4 separate regions of the Homo sapiens genome follow, and regions 1, 2 and 4 are each linked to region 3. The links are chromatin contacts, found by Hi-C or POLR2A ChIA-PET in ENCODE. All regions are on one chromosome and are shown on one strand. The core of a region is the stretch at or near the end of the contact, and the rest is flanking DNA. Distances in the headings are between cores, read along the strand shown.

The links. Hi-C counts contacts between places; a loop is a spot of excess contacts on that map. ChIA-PET counts read pairs that join two places held with the same protein, here RNA polymerase II (POLR2A). Pooled maps may share reads with other maps.
Region 1: a pooled map shows a loop between it and region 3 (7-fold over the local background). The contact joins the promoter of C1orf216 here to the promoter of ADPRS in region 3. A Hi-C loop is called at or near these places in 5 of 50 pooled maps. POLR2A ChIA-PET finds 5 or more read pairs at or near these places in 2 of 52 experiments (CD4-positive, alpha-beta T cell and PC-9).
Region 2: a loop to region 3 is called in a pooled map, with 2.7 times the contacts of the local background. The contact joins the enhancer-like site here to the promoter of ADPRS in region 3. A Hi-C loop is called at or near these places in 1 of 168 maps with a recorded cell type or tissue (PC-9) and 4 of 50 pooled maps. POLR2A ChIA-PET finds 5 or more read pairs at or near these places in 2 of 52 experiments (CD8-positive, alpha-beta memory T cell and naive thymus-derived CD4-positive, alpha-beta T cell).
Region 4: a pooled map shows a loop between it and region 3 (8-fold over the local background). The contact joins the promoter of AGO4 here to the promoter of ADPRS in region 3. A Hi-C loop is called at or near these places in 7 of 50 pooled maps.

Annotation. Positions count from the first base shown.
Region 1 is chr1:35,717,429-35,720,637 of GRCh38, forward strand. It overlaps C1orf216 (chromosome 1 open reading frame 216), which reads right to left and starts at 1,456. Exons shown (of 2, transcript NM_152374.2): 1 at 1,279-1,456. It also overlaps a transcript of CLSPN not described here. RefSeq lists a silencer at 1,188-1,617.
Region 2 is chr1:36,349,285-36,352,278 of GRCh38, forward strand. The region is part of intron 6 of STK40 (serine/threonine kinase 40); the gene reads right to left. Among named protein-coding and RNA genes, the nearest start is that of EVA1B, 27 kb to the left of the region's middle. RefSeq lists an enhancer at 143-272. Within about 2 kb of position 1,512, at least 28 of the 41 ENCODE cell types and tissues checked have a DNase peak (open chromatin) inside an H3K27ac peak, as active enhancers do; they include PC-9, where a contact is called at or near this core.
Region 3 is chr1:36,087,377-36,090,380 of GRCh38, forward strand. ADPRS (ADP-ribosylserine hydrolase) reads left to right here and starts at 1,516. Exons shown (of 6, transcript NM_017825.3): 1 at 1,516-1,739. The coding sequence starts at 1,529. It overlaps TEKT2 (tektin 2), which reads left to right. Exons shown (of 10, transcript NM_014466.3): 8 at 63-206; 9 at 352-431; 10 at 597-899. The coding sequence ends at 810. RefSeq lists enhancers at 1,019-1,604, 1,605-2,189 and silencers at 1,334-1,423, 1,534-1,963.
Region 4 is chr1:35,806,626-35,809,598 of GRCh38, forward strand. AGO4 (argonaute RISC component 4) reads left to right here and starts at 1,391. Exons shown (of 18, transcript NM_017629.4): 1 at 1,391-1,810. The coding sequence starts at 1,792. CLSPN-DT (CLSPN divergent transcript) reads left to right here. Exons shown (of 3, transcript NR_199050.1): 3 at 120-315. RefSeq lists enhancers at 565-1,064, 2,164-2,443 and silencers at 1,274-1,483, 1,764-2,013.

The DNA of each region.
Region 1 (3,209 bases), core at 206-2,705, 370 kb before region 3:
GCCTACAATATCCTTCCTCTCCCCTCCCCTCAAAGCTCCTCCCTTCTCCACCCAGCAAATTCCTTTTTGTACTTCAAAATTAGCTGTAATATCCCCATGTTTCCATGTCCCCATGTCTCTGAAGCCGTCTTGATACTGCCCCAATCAATATTACATAAACAAGCACGGTTAGTTATGCCTTCCTCTGGGTCCCCACTGCGCTGGGTATACACTGTCTTATCCAACTTTGCATCCGTCCCTGGCATACATGGTCGACGATCAGTGAATGTCTATTCAACTGGCATTTTTGGTTTGTGGTAATGATCTTGTAATAGCAGTTTGTAATCTGGCTTGGACCTCCTGTATATATCCTCCATCATATTCCCCAGAGTCAGCCAGCATAGAGCCCTGAACCAGGCTGTCTGTGCATACAGGTACTTGCTAAGTGAGTGAATGGGAGAAGAGACTGCAGTGAATTTCCATGCTCAGGAATCCACTCTTGACTCCCCAGGGCTGGAAGAGCTGGGTTCTGGAAGAGCTGGGTTTGGTTCCCTTTCCTACCCCAGCCAGGGAGCCCCGCCTTCCCCAGTGACAAGCTTTTCTTCTGAGCCTGCCCCCTTCCCTCCCAATGCCTCTGGAACACAGCCACTATCTTGCGGTCCCCGTCCCTAGCTTGCTCCATTCTGAGGCCCTGGAGGGAGGGCATACCACACCACTCTTCTCTCCTCCATAACCTGCTTCTAACCAAAATTAGGATTTGAACTGACAAAGGGATTCTACTGACCAAACAGCACTGGGATTAGAACAATTGAAGAGCATGAAGAGGAAGGGTATTGTAAGTGGAGCCGGCACTGGAAGGCGCTCCATAGGTGGCATGGACCCTCCCCACCCCCAGCAATGGGCAGAGAAGTCCTGGGGAGAAGGGTGTAGGAACAGTTCGTTTCTAATCGCCCTCTAAGCAAGGCTTGTGGGAAGGTGCCTAGAGATCTCCCCTCGCCCCAATTTTTTATTTTTCCTATACTTGGATGGGGCCGTGAAGGAAGCTGGGATGGGGTGGGGGTGGCGCTAGGGATCACAGGGTTCTCAGAGATAGTAAAATGAGAACCCCGACACGCCAGGACTAGGTCTCCGCCCAAACAGGAGGCAGCCTCCTTTTCTGGCCTTGCGGGAGTGGGAGACCACCCCAGGAGACAGAGACCATCCTTCCCTAGTCTCCTCGAAGGAGGCCACTGTGACTCCCCGCTTCCCGCGGCTGAGCCCCAAGCCCCACCCCGCCTCGGGCCCCAGACTCGGACTCACGGCGTAGAGGCGCCCGCTCCGGCGCGTCTGGCTCTGGCTCCGCCCGGCCCTGGTGGTGTCTAGTCCCTGGGCTGGGGGTTCCTCGGCCTGGGCGTCTCCGCGGTCCAGGCGTGGGTGCGGGGCTCCCGGGCAGCGCGCCCAGCCCCAGTCCCGGACTGCGGAGTCAGGCGGCGTCTGCGCAGCAGGGCGGAGCGACCGGTCCCACGTGGGCCGGTTCGGTTTTCCGCGGAGCCCCGCGCCAGGCCCCTGCGCCGGAACCGCTTCGCCCCCGCGCGGGGCCGCGTTGACCCAGGCCTTCCAGGTCCGGTGCTCTCTCCTATTGGCATTCGCTGGGCCCTTCCCATCAGTTAGCCTCGCTGCAGACACCGTGCCATTTTCAAGTGAAATCTGATTAGTCACCACCTTCCGGCGTTAAACTCCTCAATGGCTTCCCCACCGCCGGGACAACCCCTAAGGCGGTAGCCGCGGGGCTCTGTGCGTCCTGCCCTTCGTCTGCCTCTCCGGCTTCGTCCTCTACCCTCCCTCTCCGCAGTTACCCTCCCACACGCCCCTTTCCGCCACGCGGCTTTGGCACGCACTGTTCCCTCGGTCTAGCATTCTCTTCCCCCTCTCGACTTACTCCTATTTCAGATCTCTTCTCGGAGAGATCTCTGACTCCCTAGATCACGTTCGTTCCCCCCTTTATGTCAGAGCACATTCCTTTTCTTCATAGCATTTATCACAATTTGGAATTATATATTCCTTTTTGTGCTTACTTGACTAAAGTCACTGAGGCCGGGTGCGGTGGCTCACGCCTGTAACCCCAGCACTTTGGGAGGCCGAGGCGGGCAGATAACCTGAGGTCAGGAGTTTGAGACCAGCCTGGCCAACATGGTGAAACCCCATCTCTACTAAAAATACAAAAATTAGCCGGGCTTGGTGGCGGGCGCCTGTAATCCCAGCTACTTGGGAGGCTGAGGCAGGAGAATCGCTTGAACCTGGGAGGTGGAGGTTGCAGTGAGCCAAGACTGCACCACTGCACTCCAGTCTGGGCAACAGAGTGGGACTCCGTCTCAAAAAAAAAAAAAAAAAAAAAAAAAAAAAGAGAGAGAGAGAAAGAAGATCCAAGCCTGGGACAGGGCTCAGGGCTGATGTCCTGTACCCGGGACGGGGGCTCTCCGCAGGACACAGAGCCCACCCATGATGCCTGTGAAGTGGGTACCAGTGCTTTTGCCCAGGTGAGGAGGAACAGCGTGATAAAAAAGGGTCTTGGGTTCCAAACTCCAGTGGATTCTTCTCAGAGCTCCACTCTACTGAAGCTTGACCCCCCTCACTCTTTTGCACCCTGGGGAAATGTGAAGTTGGGGGCCCTGTTTGGAATAAAAGAGAACAGAGTTCAGTAATTGCTGACCCTAATATATGAGGTGCCCTCTTCCAGTTTCAATTTGATTCCAAGTCACCATTCTGCAACCTAGAGACTAATTGGCAAATTAAATCACACCAAGAAATCCTATATGCAAAAACAGGGAAAATGGAAAAGAAATTTTTATGATTATGATGACTATTTTAAAAGGGAAAAGGAAATAAGAAGGAGAAGGCAGAAGTAATTCAAACTTTGCACACTCCTCCAGCTAAGAAAATACAGGTGGAGACGTCAGCCCCATTTCTACATCAGATCCTGTGGCCTAAGTCTTCTCCCTTCCCTTATCCACTTCAGGTTCCCCTGGCCTTCAGCCTGGGGTGACCCAAATCCTCACTTTTTTTTTTTTTTTTTTTTTTTTTGAGATGGAGTCTCGCTCTGTCGCCTAGGCTGGAGTGCAGTGGCGCAATCTCGGCTCACCGCAACCTCCACCTCCCGGGTTCAAGCGATTCTCCTGCCTCAGCCTCCTGAGTAGCTGGGATTACAGGTGCATGCATCACGTCAGCTAATTTTTGTATTTTTAGTAGAGATG
Region 2 (2,994 bases), core at 262-2,761, 260 kb after region 3:
CCGAGCCACCTCCGAACCACGGAATATGTCAGTTCTCACTTGGCCCCACAACCACTGCAGAGGAAGAAACTGACAGTGGCCAATGAGGGGGATTTTCTCACGGTCCTGTTTCAGATGATACAACAAAGGCACAGGGAAGTGAAAGGACTTGGCCAAGGTCATGCAGCTGGTGAGCAGAAGAGCAGGATCCAAGACCAGGTCTGCAGGGCCCCAGAGCTGCACACACAACTGACAGCTGCCTCATGCCCAGATGTGTCCCTGGGCAGGGCCCCAGGCCCCGAATGACTTTTCCTTCTGTTCCATCAAAGCTGACTCATCCCTTACCTCGTACTTGTGACTCTGCCCTGGCTAGAACATCACAGACCCTCCCTCTGAAAGGCGTGGGGCAGGGCAGCTTTGGGCTCTGATCCTTTGGAGAAAACTCACATGTGGACAAAAGGAAGTGCCCCGAGAGGACCCTTACACCTTACACCACACTGGGGGCTGGGAGGGTGGGCAGGCCCTGTCTAAGAGGCCTGGGAAAGGTTTCCTGGCCCACTGGGGCAGGCAGTGAGGAAGGATGCCTCTCTACCCAACTGCCCTGCTCCTGTGTCGGCTGGCTGGGTGGAGAAGCTAGGGGGAGAAGCTGGGAGGACAACAGGAAGGAGAGCTCCATGGGGGCCTTGGGCTGCCTCTCCCTACAATCAGCTCTCAGAGGCAGAGGGCATGTGTGGCTGCTGGCGGATTTCCCCGGGAGCCGCATCCAGGCGGCTCTGAGAGCCCTCGGTGATCTCGGGGAATTCTGCTGGCAAAGGGCTCGATGCAAAACAAAGGCCAGCCCGTCCTCTGGATTCCCCACGGAAACGCCAACTCCAGCGCCTATACAGGTCCGCCCTGTCAGCTGCCATAGGAGTCTGACTGGTGGCCCGCAGGCGGCTAGAGCCTGATCGCACAGGTGAAGGGTCACTGCAAAGGGTCACTTGCACGTCAAGGAGTGGGCTGCTCTAGCTCTGAAGCTCCAGTGCCGCTGCCCTGAATATGGGGCTGCTCGGGCCTCTTGTCCAGAAGGTTCCCACAGAGCAGAGGCACTGTGGGTTTTCTCCCCTGGTCAGAGATGGCCGCGGAAGCTGCAAATGCATCCTGTGGGTCTCTGAGGCTCAAGACGCTGAGAGGAGGACAGCTCAGGAGAAAGTACGGTGGGTTTGGGAGCCAGGTTCCTAGTCCTGGCTCTGCCACTTCCTTGCTCTGTGAATCTCTTGCTAAACCTCAATTTCCTCATGCGTACAACAGTGAAATCCCAGCACCAAACTCCAGAACTGGGTTAGGATTCAGCAAGATAAGATAATCTCATGGAGGGCACTTAGCCCAATGCCTGGCAAATAGTAGAAGCTGGTGTCCTCTCATCTCCGATGGTTGGCACACCTGGTAGGAAAAGACTCTGTCTTGGAGGCGGTAGGGGAGAGGTGCCATGGTGTGACAACAGGCCCCGGAGAGCACATGCCAGTGTGGCTGAGCTTTCAACTCAACACTGCTGGTGGGACTTTCCCACCCTCTGCCAGGGCACGGGCAGGCACAGCTGAGGCTCTGCAGGGCTGAGCGGCAGGCGCACTGGAGTCTCTCCACAGGAAGTGGCACGGGCAGCTCCAAGTCCTCCTGAGGTTTGGCAACACTCCCCTGCCCTGCCACCACCACCCAAGTGGGGGGTGCATGGCTCCCCGGGAGTCCCAGACCCCCTAGTCTGGTCCTGACAGGAGGGGGCAATGGCAGAGTGGGACGGAGGGAGGGGACGTGTGTCAGTAGGATCGGCTCTGAGTGAGTCACGCTTTAGCTATGGCCCTCTGGGCTGCCACAGTGTTTTTCTCCTTTTCTAGGAACTTGGTATGTTGCTTGCCTACCAAAAAGAAAGGAGGAAGGAAAAAGACCCCACAGCACCTCACATAACCCCAGAAGAGGATTTCGAATTTCGATCCTTTTAAAATCCAAAGCGGGGTGAACTTGTTGTTGCAGCTGCCTTGCCAACACCTCCCCCTGTCTGCTCCTTGAGAGCTCTCTGCTCTGCTGAGAAGGCCTCCAGCTGGTCCGCCTACTGCTCCAGTGGAGTTATAGCCTGGCATGATGGGTGGGAAGGGGCTGGAGTGGGCTGGAGCTCCTTCAGGTCAACTGAACGAGGTGAGAGTGGGGCCCCAGAGCGGAGGGTGTGCCAGAGGACACACACGGAGCAGTGAGTCTCTCTGCACCACACTACCCTGCCACTCTGGAGCGCCCATGACTCAAGTAAAAGGCAGCCAGAACCTCTGTCTGCCCTGAGACACAAAAAGGGGGATTTATCAGATTCAGGAAGTACAACCAGGACACTGGGTATGAGTGAGGCATTGGCATTCTGCACCCTGAGGAGCACGCACTCACACTCACAGCAGAGCTGCTACAGCCACGCCGGCGTATGCAGGGAGGTGCGACCCCTCGACTACACTCCCAGGACCAAGGGGCCCTGGGGAAGTGAGAGTTGGAAGCAAATCCCCCAGTGACACAAAGGGCCAGGAGTGCTGGTGTGGTTAGCAGGCATGAGCCCGGCAAGTTCCCATGACAACCCTGGGATGTTCATTTACAGCCAATGAATGGCTGCTGTGGAAGGTCTGGGAGCTCTCTAGTCCAGCTGGAGGGCACATGGGCTCTGCAGCCAGATGGATTTAGGTGCCCAAAAAATATGCTCTCTCTTTGTGAACAGTAAGCCTGTAGTCCACAGCAGGATGGGACTGGCCCAAGGCCCCAGAGAGGGCCAGGGGAAGGGGCAGGACCCAATTTCCCAACTTTATGACAACTGGCTCTCCACAGCCCAGGGCTGGTTTGCTCGGGGCTCCCCACCACCTCCTCTCATGATGCAGAGCTATGGCTGGGGGACCGCTGGGCCCTCACCAGGGGTGTCCTCGTTGGCCACTCAACATGCAGCAGGCCTCATCTCCAGAGATGTGAGCCCATGGGTCCTGTTCTCCTGTCTCTCAGCGACAGGCTCTCCAG
Region 3 (3,004 bases), core at 266-2,765:
GCACTGGACCAGGCATGCACGTGAGTCCAGCAGGTGGAAACCAGTCACTCTGTCCCCTGCAGACCTTGGAGGAGATCGCTGAGCTGCAGGAGGACATCCGGCACCTGGAGGAGGATCTGCGCACAAAGCTCCTGAGCCTGAAGCTGTCCCATACCCGGCTAGAGGCCAGAACCTACCGGCCCAACGTGGAACTCTGCCGGGACCAGGTGAGAGGGTGTCCCAGTGGCGCACGGGCCCCCTAGCCAAGGTTTTCTCATATTCCTGATGGAGCAAGGGCACTGCTGTCAAGGGGCAGCACTCAGGTAAAGGACAGTGTGGCTGACTTGGAACTCCCAACCCCTCTGCCTCCAGGCACAGTACGGCCTCACCGACGAGGTTCACCAGCTAGAGGCAACCATCGCTGCCCTGAAGCAGAAGCTGGCGCAAGCACAGTAGGTCTCGGGAGTGGGCGGAAGGAGCAGTGAGACGCTGCCCACAAATGGGGCCTCTTGCTGGCTGCTGGCTCCCTGGGGCTGTCTTCCTGACTGAAGGCTATGCACGCAGCCCAGGCCTCCCAGCCTCATGGGGGCTGGGGGGTTGTCAATGTCCTTCCCTAGGGACGCACTGGACGCCCTGTGCAAGCACCTGGCCCGGCTGCAGGCTGACATTGCCTGCAAGGCCAACTCCATGCTGCTGGACACCAAGTGCATGGACACACGGCGCAAGCTGACCGTGCCTGCTGAGAGGTTCGTGCCTGAGGTGGACACCTTCACACGTACCACAAATAGCACCCTGAGTCCACTCAAAAGCTGCCAGCTGGAGCTGGCCTAGCCTTGGAGGACTGCAGGAGGAGGGCAGGGTTGGGTGGGCAATGGAAGGAGGGAGGAGAGAAATGAATGGAATAAATGCAGAGGATCTCAGGCCGGCTGTTCTCTGCCCCACTGTATGTAGCCAGCAGGGAGAGGGTTCTTGAACACCCTCCTGTCTATGGAGGAGCAAAGATGGGGAACACTATTCCTCCGAACTCCATGTACCAAATCCAGTTCTTTCCCTCCCCTCAGGGCACCCCTCTCTGGGCTGGGTCAGCACTCCTGGGCTGCAGCAGCGCGGCCTCTACCTGGCTGTGTCCCAGTTGGCCCCTGGTCCGCCCTCCTGATGCTTAAGGGAGGCCCACAGGGGGCAAGGGCCCGGTGGGAGGGCTTGGGGGTGGTCCCGGCCTCGGTGGGGAGGGCCGGCTGGGGGTGCGGAGTTAGGGTTGCTCGCCTGCGGAAGGCAGTGTGGGCTGCAGTGATCCAATGGTCTGGCTCAGTGCCCATCCCCCGGAGACCCCATAGTGGCCTTCCCACCCAGTTAGCCCAGTGGTGAGGAGCGGAAAACCGAGACTCAAAGCACAGGCTGGCGGGAAGTGCGCGGCGCCGCGACTCCGGGCCGCTGGGCGGCGCTGTGGGCCTGGCGGCGGAGTGGAAACTCTAGGCCCCAGGGAGCGCTGCGGACGGAAGTAGGGAAACTGTGAGGGCGGCACCGGAAGTGGCGAGCAGTCTGCGCGCGGATGGCCGCAGCGGCGATGGCGGCAGCGGCAGGTGGAGGGGCTGGCGCGGCCCGCTCCCTCTCGCGCTTCCGAGGCTGCCTGGCTGGCGCGCTGCTCGGGGACTGCGTGGGCTCCTTCTACGAGGCCCACGACACCGTCGACCTGACGTCAGTCCTGCGTCATGTCCAGAGTCTGGAGCCGGACCCCGGCACGCCCGGGAGTGAGCGGACAGGTGGGCGGGGCCGGGCGCAAGTCAGAGGCCGTGCGGGAGGGAGGCCGAAGGGGCGCGGAGCCTCCGGGGGCGACGGGTCGGGGGTGCGCGGGGATGAGGCTGCCGAGGGCACCGGGGCCAGAGCCGGATGACCCGCAGACAGCTTGAGCTCAGCGAGTGCCAGTGCGATCTCCGGCCTTATAGACGTCTCGCCCCGAACATCCCGTGCTCGGGGCGTGGCAGCACCGGGGCCTCAACCGTGCAGGGTGTGGATAAACCCATCGTAAGTTGAAAATACCTGAAGTGGAAAGTGCGCTTTCAGCTTAGACGACCGTTTTATCTGGACGCAGCCCCATCGGACGTCGAGGAGCCTATGAATGCGTATCAGCGTTATCAGAAAGCCGAAAAAAACTTAAGTTGAACCATCCTAAGTCGGGGACTGTCTGTCCACCCTTGCCGACTTGACCTCTTTTTCCCGGTTCTCTAGAGTCAGTATACCACCAGCCCGTTCTCCACCCCGCAAGGCGTGCTTTGGAAGCCTGACTCTAATCGCGTCCTCCCCTGCCTAAAACCCTGCTGTGATTTCCCATTACCCTTAGTACAGAGCCACATTCCTTAACGTGTCCGACGTGGTCCGGCCCTCCCACACGTCTGCAGTTTCGTTTTCCGCCAGCCTTGGCCTTGCTTTCTGCTCTTCGGTTCCTCACACCATGATTCCTCTAGGCCAGGCGTTTGCATGCGCTGTCTCGCCTGTAAAACTAACTTCCCTTCCCTTGTGGGCTCAGATCCCGGCTCAGGTAGCAGGTGTGAGGTCAAGCAGAGGAGGTGAATCTTCTTGGAGAGCAGGTAGCATAGTAAGAAGAAAGGGCCATGGTCAGAACCCTGGAGAACACCGGTAATTAAGAGGGAGGGAGGGAGGGAAGGGGATTAGGGAAGGAAACAGTTTGATAGGAGGAGAAGCAGGAGTGGCTATCAACGAAACCTAGGAAAAGAATTTCAAAATGAAGACACTGATCACTGGTGGTGTGCTCCAGAGAAGTGAAGTAGGAGGAGATCTGGATCCAGAAACTATCATTTTCAATCTGGGTATGGTGGCGCACACCTATAATCCCAGCTACTCCAGAGACTGAGGTGGAAGGATCATCGCTTAAGTCCAGGAGTTCGAGACTAGCCTGGGCAACATGGCAAGATCCTGTCTATAAAAAAGAAAAACAAAACAAAAACAAAAAGACTGGAGCTGCAAGGATGGCAGCCACAAGGGGATGGAAGTTTTCTTTCAGAAATCA
Region 4 (2,973 bases), core at 141-2,640, 280 kb before region 3:
AATTTGTATATTGAAGTCCTAACTCTAGCACCCCAGGATGTGACTGTAATTGGAAACAGGGTCTCTGAAGAGGTAATTAAATTAAAACGAGGTCACTAGAGTGAGCCCTACTCTAATAGGACTGCTGTCCTTATAAGAAGAGGAAATTTGGACACAGACGTGCACAGAGGGAAGACCACGTGAAGTCACTGGGAGAAGGCCACTATCTACCAAGTGAAGGAGATAGGCCTCAGAAGGAACCAACCCTGCCTACATCGTATCTCTGACTGCCAGCCTCCAGAATTGTGAGAAAATAAATTTCTGTTGTTTAAGCCACCCAGTCTGTGGTACTTTGTTACGTTATGCCGTAGCAAAGGAATACAACACACACACACAAACTCATCGTACCTTTTCAATTGGTGGACAAGGGGCTCCTTCCTTCTGCTGACTAGAAACTGCTTCTTGGCCTGTTGTCCAGTGTTCTCCCACTCAAAGTCCTTACTGAAAGCCCTAAAGATGCTGTGCCTGCTGGGCTGACCATGCTGCCTTGGAGGTGGTGCTGCTCCCTTGGCTTTTGTCTGCTAAGGGGAAGGCATCCAAGAAAGCAAGACCTTTCTCTCTCTCTCTCTCTTTTATTTTTATTTTTTTTTTTTCAGACAGTCTTGCTCTGTCGCCCAGGCTGGAGTGCAGTGGCCCGATTTCGGCTCACTGAAACCTCTGCCTCCCGGGTTCAAGCGATTCTCCTGCCTCAGCCTCCCAAGTAGCTGGGATTACAGGCGCCTGCCTCCACGCCCGGCTAATTTTTTGTGTTTTTAGTAGAGATGGGCTTCCGCCATGTTGGCCAGGATGGTCTCAAACTCCTGACCCCAGGTGATCCACCCGCCTCCGCCTCCCAAAGTGCTGGTATTACAGGCGTGAGCCACCACGCCCGGCCAAGACCTTTCTCTTCTAAAGTGACTGGTGATTTGCTGACCAGAGGCGCTTGTCATGGGACCAGGGAGGGAATGCATCATTCATCAGGGTCCATTCCCGTGGTGCCTTCCGGCTATACGGAGAGGGACGCGCAGTTGGGTGTGTGGTGCTGAATGAAGGGATGAAGGAGGACTGCTAGCGTCTAAGGTGACCCTAAAAGACGAGATGACAGAAGCGATCTGGGGTGGGAGGAGGGAGGAGGGAGGCGAGGTGGCTCCTGTGAATCTCAGTACACTTTCCACTCACAGAAGTGGAAAACTGAATCTGTGGGTCAGCGGAACTGGAATCCAGATCTTTTGCAGGACGCCCTGGGGGGATGGCACGTAGCCCCCAGAGCCGTTGGCCACCGGACGGCCTCCTCGGGTGGACGGGGCAGAGCGGGCCAGCGGGCGCGTGCCCGACACGTCCACCGGGCTCTGCACCCTCCGGGCGCGCGCTCGTTCCCCGACCCGCCTCGCCGCCTGCCGGGCTCTGTGGACCCCGCGCCCGGGGCCGCGCACGCCCCCTCCGCCCGCCGGGACCCTGGGTCCGCGCACCCCGCGCCCCCTTCCCTCCCGGCGGGCGCGCGCGCTGGCTCCCGCTCCCGCTCCCGTTGGCGGCGGCGGCGGCGGCGGCGGCGGGGATTGTTTTTGTTGTCGCTGAGGCCGGAAGAGCCGGAGCCGGGTCCCTGTCCCCGGGCCGGGCGCCGCCGCCGCCCCCTGCCCAGCGCCCGCGTCTCCGCGGCGCCACCCCAGCGCCAATATTCCGGAGATCAAGCGTTACGCGGCGGCGGCGGCGGCGGCGGCGGGGCCCGGAGCGGGAGGCGCCGGGGACCGGGGCGAGGCGGCCCCCGCCGCCGCCATGGAGGCGCTGGGACCCGGTGAGGAGCGAGCTCGGGTCGGGGCGGGACCCGGGACCCGGGACCCGGGGCGGGCGGCCGGGACTTTCGCTGCCCCGTCGCCTCGCCGGGTTCGGGCCGCCAGGCCTCGGGGAAGGGGACCCGAGCCCCGCAGCACGAAGCGGAGGGAGCTGACCCGGGCCTGGGGGGCGGTGACCGCGCCCCAGCCGGCCGTTGGGTGGATCCCGAGGTCCAGGGGGGAGGTTCGGGAAGGTGACCGGCGCTGCCGGGCGGAGGCCACTCTTGGCCCCACCTCGGGGAGACGATATGTGCCCGGGGTCGCGACGAGGGTAGTTTGGGCCTCAGAAGGGGGCGATCCGCTACCCAGTGCGCGCGGAGGCCTGGCCCAGACCGGGAAAAGGGCCCCGCTGCCTACTACCAGCCGGTAGTCCTGGTTTGGGGCCGCGCCCCTATTTTTCTTTGCACTGGCAGATGGTCCAGAGCCTTCAGATGAGGAAGAAGAACTTCATCCAAACACCTCTCATGATCTCTGAAGGTCAAGGGACAAAATGCCCACCCTTTCTGAAAGGCCCTGATGTCCCAAAGAACATGGTCCTGTGCCTCTGTCACTCAGTCTGTGTGTTAGTCTCAGAGTGGTCTGAGCCAGCCTTTGAGTGACACAGGAGTTGCCAGTCAGTCTGCTCCACCACAGGCTTCAATGCCCTGAGTTCTCTTCTAATTGGGTTATGAGTGGTTGTGAGGATCAAATGAAGGAGAAAGTGCTTTGGAAACTAATTTGTTGTGGATATGGATGGCCTCTGGTTATTTCTCTCTATCCAAACCAGAAGAACCATTCCAGGCTGTAACAAGTGTCCTGAGTATTGGGGCCTGGTGCTTCCACCTCAAAGCCCAACAGGTTTCTAATGCCTTGGCTAAGTAGCTCAGTGTTTAGGGGCTGTGGTGGAATTCACTTTAATATTCAAACTTTACCTACATAATGAACTTAGTCGTAGAGTGTTTCATCTTTTTAGTGCGTAGAAAATTCGAGTTGCCATTTGAGTTTGGAAACTTGGCACGTTTGTTTACTTAGCACTTGTTTGCATAGCTGAGTGATTAAGCCCCACCCTAATTTGCTTCTTAAAGTATTGTTTAAAGGCCCTCATAATCAAATTTCATATGCCTTTTAAAAATAAATTGGCTTGCCG